2 separate regions of the Homo sapiens genome follow, and region 1 is linked to region 2. A link is an interaction called in ENCODE POLR2A ChIA-PET data of the cell type or tissue named here. Cell type or tissue: PC-9. All regions are shown on one strand. Each heading gives the region's core, and the rest is flanking DNA. Links, peaks and the distances in the headings are about the cores only.

What was found. Peaks named below come from ENCODE experiments on the same cell type or tissue, not always from the same donor. Only the 100,000 strongest peaks of a DNase experiment are listed, where the experiment ranks them.
Region 1: POLR2A ChIA-PET joins it to region 2 with 6 read pairs; 6 of 35 experiments call an interaction of 5 or more read pairs at or near these places.

Annotation. Positions count from the first base shown.
Region 1 is chr17:42,331,825-42,334,738 of GRCh38, forward strand. STAT3 (signal transducer and activator of transcription 3) reads right to left here. Exons shown (of 24, transcript NM_139276.3): 9 at 2,067-2,225; 10 at 1,849-1,941. Among named protein-coding and RNA genes, the nearest start is that of STAT5A, 45 kb to the left of the region's middle. RefSeq lists enhancers at 1,660-1,719, 1,740-1,789. In PC-9, for the core only: no CTCF peak of the experiment used is centred there; no DNase peak of the experiment used is centred there; H3K27ac peaks cover 114 bases.
Region 2 is chr17:42,439,427-42,442,340 of GRCh38, forward strand. The region is part of intron 3 of LOC102725238 (a long non-coding RNA gene); the gene reads left to right. It also overlaps the pseudogene RNU7-97P. Among named protein-coding and RNA genes, the nearest start is that of CAVIN1, 18 kb to the left of the region's middle. In PC-9, for the core only: no CTCF peak of the experiment used is centred there; no DNase peak of the experiment used is centred there.

The DNA.
Region 1 (2,914 bases), core at 153-2,652, 110 kb before region 2:
GGCTGAGGCAAGAGGATCACTTGTGCCCAGGAGTTCAAGGCTACAGTGATCTATGATCATGCCACTGCACTCTAGCCTAGATGACAGAGCGAGATCCTATCTCTCTTTCTCTTTTTTTTTTTTTGAGACAGTTTCTCTCGTTACCCAGGCTGGAGTGCAATGGCGCAATCTCCGTTCACCGCAACCTCCGCCTCCTGGGTTCAAGTGATTCTCCTGCCTCAGCCTCTCAAGTAGCTGGGATTACAGGCGCGCGCCACCACGCTCAGCTAATTTTGTATTTTTAGTAGAGACAGAGTTTCTCCATGTTGGTCAGGATGGTCTCGAACTCCCGACCTCAGGTGATCCACCCACCTTGGCCTCCCAAAGTGCTGGGATTACAGGCGAGAGCCACCGTGCCTGGCCCCTATCTCTCTCTTTAAAAAAATTAAAATAGGGCTGGGTGCGGTGACTCACACCTGTAATCCCAGCACTTTGGGAGGCCAAGGCAGGTGGATCACAAGGTCAGGAGTTCGAGACCAGCCTGGCCAAGATGGTGAAACCCCGTCTCTACTAAAAATACAAAAATCAGCCGGGCATGGTGGCAGGTACCTGTAATCCCAGCTACTTGGGAGGCTGAGGCAGGAGAATCACTTGAACCCAGGAGGCAGAGGCTGCAGTGATCCGAGATCACACCTCAGCACTCTAGCCTGGGTGATAGAGAAAGACTCCATCTCAAAAAAAAAAAAAAAAAAAAAAAGGCCGAGCGTGGTGGCTCACATCTGTAATCCCAGCACTTTTGGAGGCCGGGGTGGGTGGATTACTGAGGTCAGGAGTTTTGAGACCAGCCTGGCCAACATGGAGAAACCCTGTCTCTACTAAAAATACAAAAATTAGCCGGGCATGGTGGAGTGTGCCGGTCCAGCTACTCAGGGAGGCTAAGGCAGGAGAATCGCTTGAACCTGGGAGGTGGAGGTTGCAGTGAGTTGAGATTGCAACACGCACTCTGGCCTGGCCGAAAGAGCGAGACTCTGTCTCAAAAAAAAAAAAATTAGCCGGGTGTGGTGGCACGCACCTCTATTCCCAGTTACTCAGGAGGCTGAGGCACAAGAATCACTTGAACCTGGGAGATGGAGGTTGCAGTGAGCTGAGATCATGCCACTGCACACCAGCCTGGGTGAGAGTGAGACCCTGTCTCAAACAAAAACAAAAGATGAGTATCACTCCTTCAAGCCAAAGGTACTGAGAAAACATCTAAGAACTAACAACTTAAAGTTGTGAGAGATTCACAAAAGGATAATCAAAGCCATATAATGAAAAATATTACAGGAACACATGCTGTGCAGCTGGCATTTTGTTCTATTAATCCTGAAACCGAACACCATACTAAGTTTCTGAGGAGGGAAATTTTGCTGCAGAAGGTCAAAACCCCAGCACACCTGTTCTGACTTGAGTGTGAAAGTAACACCTCACCCTACAGGCCCACCACCCACCTGCCCTGGGGCCTCTCAGCTTCCCCATCACTAAGCCTTACTCTTTCCCTTAAAATCCACAGGGAAGAGTAGCCTCAAAGAACAGAAAATAGATGACATTATTTTGTCCCTTGGGCAGAAGGAGAAGCTGTGGCCTGAGACTCCAGGTCTACAATCATAGGAATATGCCCAGGTACCTTCAAAAAGATGACTGCTCTTTTGCTTTTGACATCAGAATCAGAGAGCAAGCAGATAGTATGGCAACAAATTTCAACCCCGCAACAGTGTACTGCCTGTGACACCACACCTGGAAAGAATGACCCTGGCCACCAACTCTACCCTCACCCTAACAGTGTCCCTCAGTAAAATCTCTACTGGAAATGGAAGTGGCATGGCCTACCTGACTTTAGTAGTGAACTGGACGCCGGTCTTGATGACGAGGGGCCGGTCAGGATGCATGGGCATGCAGGGCTGCCGCTCCACCACAAAGGCACTGAGGAAAGAGAAGATGGGCTCACGCGCCACGGCCATGACCAGAAGTCAGCCCGCCTCTCACTCTACCACGTGAGTCTTTAGGTATTTTTTAGATGAGGGAAAGGGACAAGGATGCTAAATTACCTTTTCATTAAGTTTCTAAACAGCTCCACGATTCTCTCCTCCAGCATCGGCCGGTGCTGTACAATGGGGTCCCCTTTGTAGGAAACTTTTTGCTGCAACTCCTCCAGTTTCTTAATTTGTTGACGGGTCTGAAGTTGAGATTCTGCTAATGACGTTATCCTGCCAATAAATTAAGAAAGATGCTAATTACCAAAGTGAATGTATACAGGTGAGATGGAGAAGGGGAAGGAAATACTGAAGACATGGAGACCACTACAATAAGAACAAGGAATTTTTTTATTGTGGTGAAATATATATAGCATGAAATTTACAATTTTTCATCTTAAGTTTACAGTTCAGTGACATTAAGAAAAGAGGAATTTTTCACCATGTTGGGTGGATGCTGAAAAAATAAATAAAAAAAGAAAATAATTTATTTATTTATTTATTTTTTGAGCTGGAGTGCAGTGGTGCAATCTCGGCTCACTGCAACCTCCATTTCCCGGGTTCAAGTGATTCTCCTGCCTGAGCCTCCTGAGAGATTACAGGTGTAAGCCACTGCGCCTGGCCTTTTTTTTTTTTTTTTTTTTTTTGAGATAGAGTCTTACTCTGTTGCCCAGGCTGGAGTGCAGTGGCACAGTCTCAGCTCACTGCAACCTCCGCCTCCCAAGTTCAAGTGATTCTCCTGCCTCAGCCTCCCAAGTAGCTGGGATTACAGGCACCCACCACCACTCCCGGATAATTTTTGCATTTTTAGTAGAGATGGGATTTTGCCTTGTTGGCCAGGCTGGTCTTGAACTCCTGACCTCAGGTGATCCATCTGCCTCGACCTCCCGAAGTACTGGCATTACAGGTGTGAGCCACCATGC
Region 2 (2,914 bases), core at 298-2,797:
AAATAAATTAATTAAATTAAATTAAAACAATAAATAAAACCCCTGGGCCCAAGTGATCCTCCTGCCTCGGCCTCCCAAAGTGCTGGGATTACAGACGTGAACCACCTCACCTGGCCCTATTTATTTATTTATTTATTTGAGATGGAGTCTTGCTCTGTCCCCCAGGCTGGGCTGGAGTGCAGTGGCACAATCTCGGCTGACTGCAACCTCTGCCTCCCGGGTTCAAGCAATTCTCCTGCCTCAGCCTCCTGAGTAGCTGGGATTACAGGTGCACACCACCATGCCCAGTTAATTTTTGTATTTTTAGTAGGGACGGGGTTTCACCATGTTGGCCAGGCTGGTCTCAAACTCCTGACCTCAAGTGATCTGCCCTCCTTGGCCTCCCAAAGTGCTGGGATTACAGCCACTGTGCCCAGCCCTTATTTATTTTTTTGAGACAAAGTCTCACTCTGTCGCCCAGGCTGGAATGCTGTGCCATGAACATGGCTCACTGCAGCCTCAACCTCCTGGGCTCAGCAATCCTCCCACCTCAGCCTCCCAATTAGCTAGGACTACAAGTACATGCCACCTTACCTGACTAATTTTTTGTGTTGTTTTTTTTTTTGTAAAGACAGGATTTTTTTTTTATTTTTTTATTTTTTGTAGAGACAGGATCTCCCAGGCTGGTCTCAAATTCCTGGGTTCAAGCAATCCTCCGGCCTTGGCCTCCCCAGCTGTTGGGATTACAAGTGTCAGCCACTATGCCCGGACTATTTAAAAAAAATTTTTTTGGAGAGTTTTCTGGTAAAAACTGGAAAACCTGCTAGACGGATTCTAAAAGAGCTGTAATACTTGATTTCTTTGACATTTTAATTTTTAGTCTGAAATTTTCATTTCCAAATTTTCAATTTCTATGCACAAAATTCTTTTTTTTTCTTTTTTTTACAGTTTTTCCTCCTCTGCTGAGGTTTCTTTTTTTTCCTTTTTTTTTCTTTTTGAGATGGAGTCCCACTCTGTCGCCCAGGCTAGAGTGCAATGGCGTGATCTCGGCTCACTACAACCTCCACCTCCCCGGTTAAAGCAATTCTCCTGCCTCAGCCTCCCGAGTAGGTAGGATTACAGGCACCCGCCATCATGCCCGGCTAATTTTTGTATTTTTGTAGAGATGGAGTTTCACCATGTTTGCCAGGCTGGTCTTGAACTCCTGACCTCAGGTGATCTGCCCAAGTTGGCCTCCCAAAGTTCTGGGATTACAGGCAGGAGCCACTGCGCCCGAGTGGAAAGTTCTAAAATTAATTGTGGCTATGGTTGCACAATTCTGTGAGTATTAAAAATTGTTGACTTGTACGCTTTAAATGGGTGAGTCGTATGGTATATGAATTATATCTCAATAAAGCTATTACAACAAAAGATTCAGCAGTTTTCAAAATAGAACATATATATACTTTTTTTTCCTTTTCTTTTTTTTTCTTTTGCAGAAACAGGAACTATGTGTCCCAGGCTGGTCTCAAAATCTTGAGCTCAAGTGATCTTCCTGACCCAGCCTCCCAAATCGCTGGGATTACAGGTGTGAGCCACCATGCCTGGCCTGAAAATAGAATATTTGGAAATAAAATGATAAATTCAATAAATGAAATCCCCAAGATTGGAGGAGACCCTAAACTGAATGAAAACAGAAATTAACTCATGTTACAAATGAACAACAAAACTGTACTGAAGGAGAAGTGGTATGGGAATAGCAATTATGACATTATATTGTGCATATTATAGAATTAAGCAAATGACATATAAAAGAATGTGGAAGCTAGAGTTCTCACTGTAGGAAAAAAGTAGATTTAAATATGAATTAGGGAATACAAAGGAACCTTAGATGGGTGGAACTGGTGTTAGAGGCATCAGTATAAACCCATAACTTCATATACATTTGTAGAGATAGAGCTAGAGGTTTGGCCTCTGTGTGTTGAAGGCTTAGAAGCAATAACACAATGTAACAATGAGCAGGCTTGGTACCAAGATCTTGGTTTCTAAATATTATTCCTCACAACAAAGAAACAGCTTCTTAGAGAAATGGATGACTTCAGGGCTGGAACAAGGAAAGTATAAGCTAAGCTTAAAATATCCTATTGTGATAGAAATTAAGGAAGTCCCCTGCCACCCCCAACACCCCAGCAAAATGATGGGAATATGTCAAAAAACACAGGAGGAAGTTCCAATTATGGCTGAGTAATTCCCATCACACCAAGTCTTCTGTAAATAAGAATGATATACTCAGAGCAAAATATTAAAGAACAAACAAAAACTACCTGAAGGCATTAGCAAACAACAGGAGGAATATACTGCACAGAGGTGGATACCTGGAAGAGAAGAGGACTGAATGGGTTTCCTGTGTTTTTACAGCTTTTAGTCTAAGGGAAGTCCAAAGTCTGCAAAGTGAGTGGTTAAAACAAAGCTGGGGGTAGTGGTGTGCGCCTGTAGTCTCACCTACTCAGAAGGCTGACGTGTGAGGAAACCGTGAGCACAGGAGTTCAAGGCTGTAGAGCACTAAGATTGTGCCTGTGAATACCCACTGTATTCCAACCTAGGCAACACAGTAAGACCTCATCTCTTTTTTTTTTTTTTTTTTTTGAGACAGAGTTTCACTCTGTTGCTCAGGCTGGAGTACAGTGGCGTGATCTCAGCTCACAGCAACCTCTGCCTTCCGGGTTCAAGTGATTCTCCTGCCTCGGTCTCTTGAGTAGCTGGGACTACAGCTATTTTTAGTAGAGACAGGGTTTCACCATGTTGCCCGGGCTGGTCTTGAACTCCTGACCTCAGGTGATCAGCCCATTTCAGCCTTCCAAAGTGCTGGGATTACAGGCATGAACCACTGTGCTCGAGATCTTATCTCTTAAAACGACGACAACAACAACAAAAACAAAACAACAAAAACCCAAAC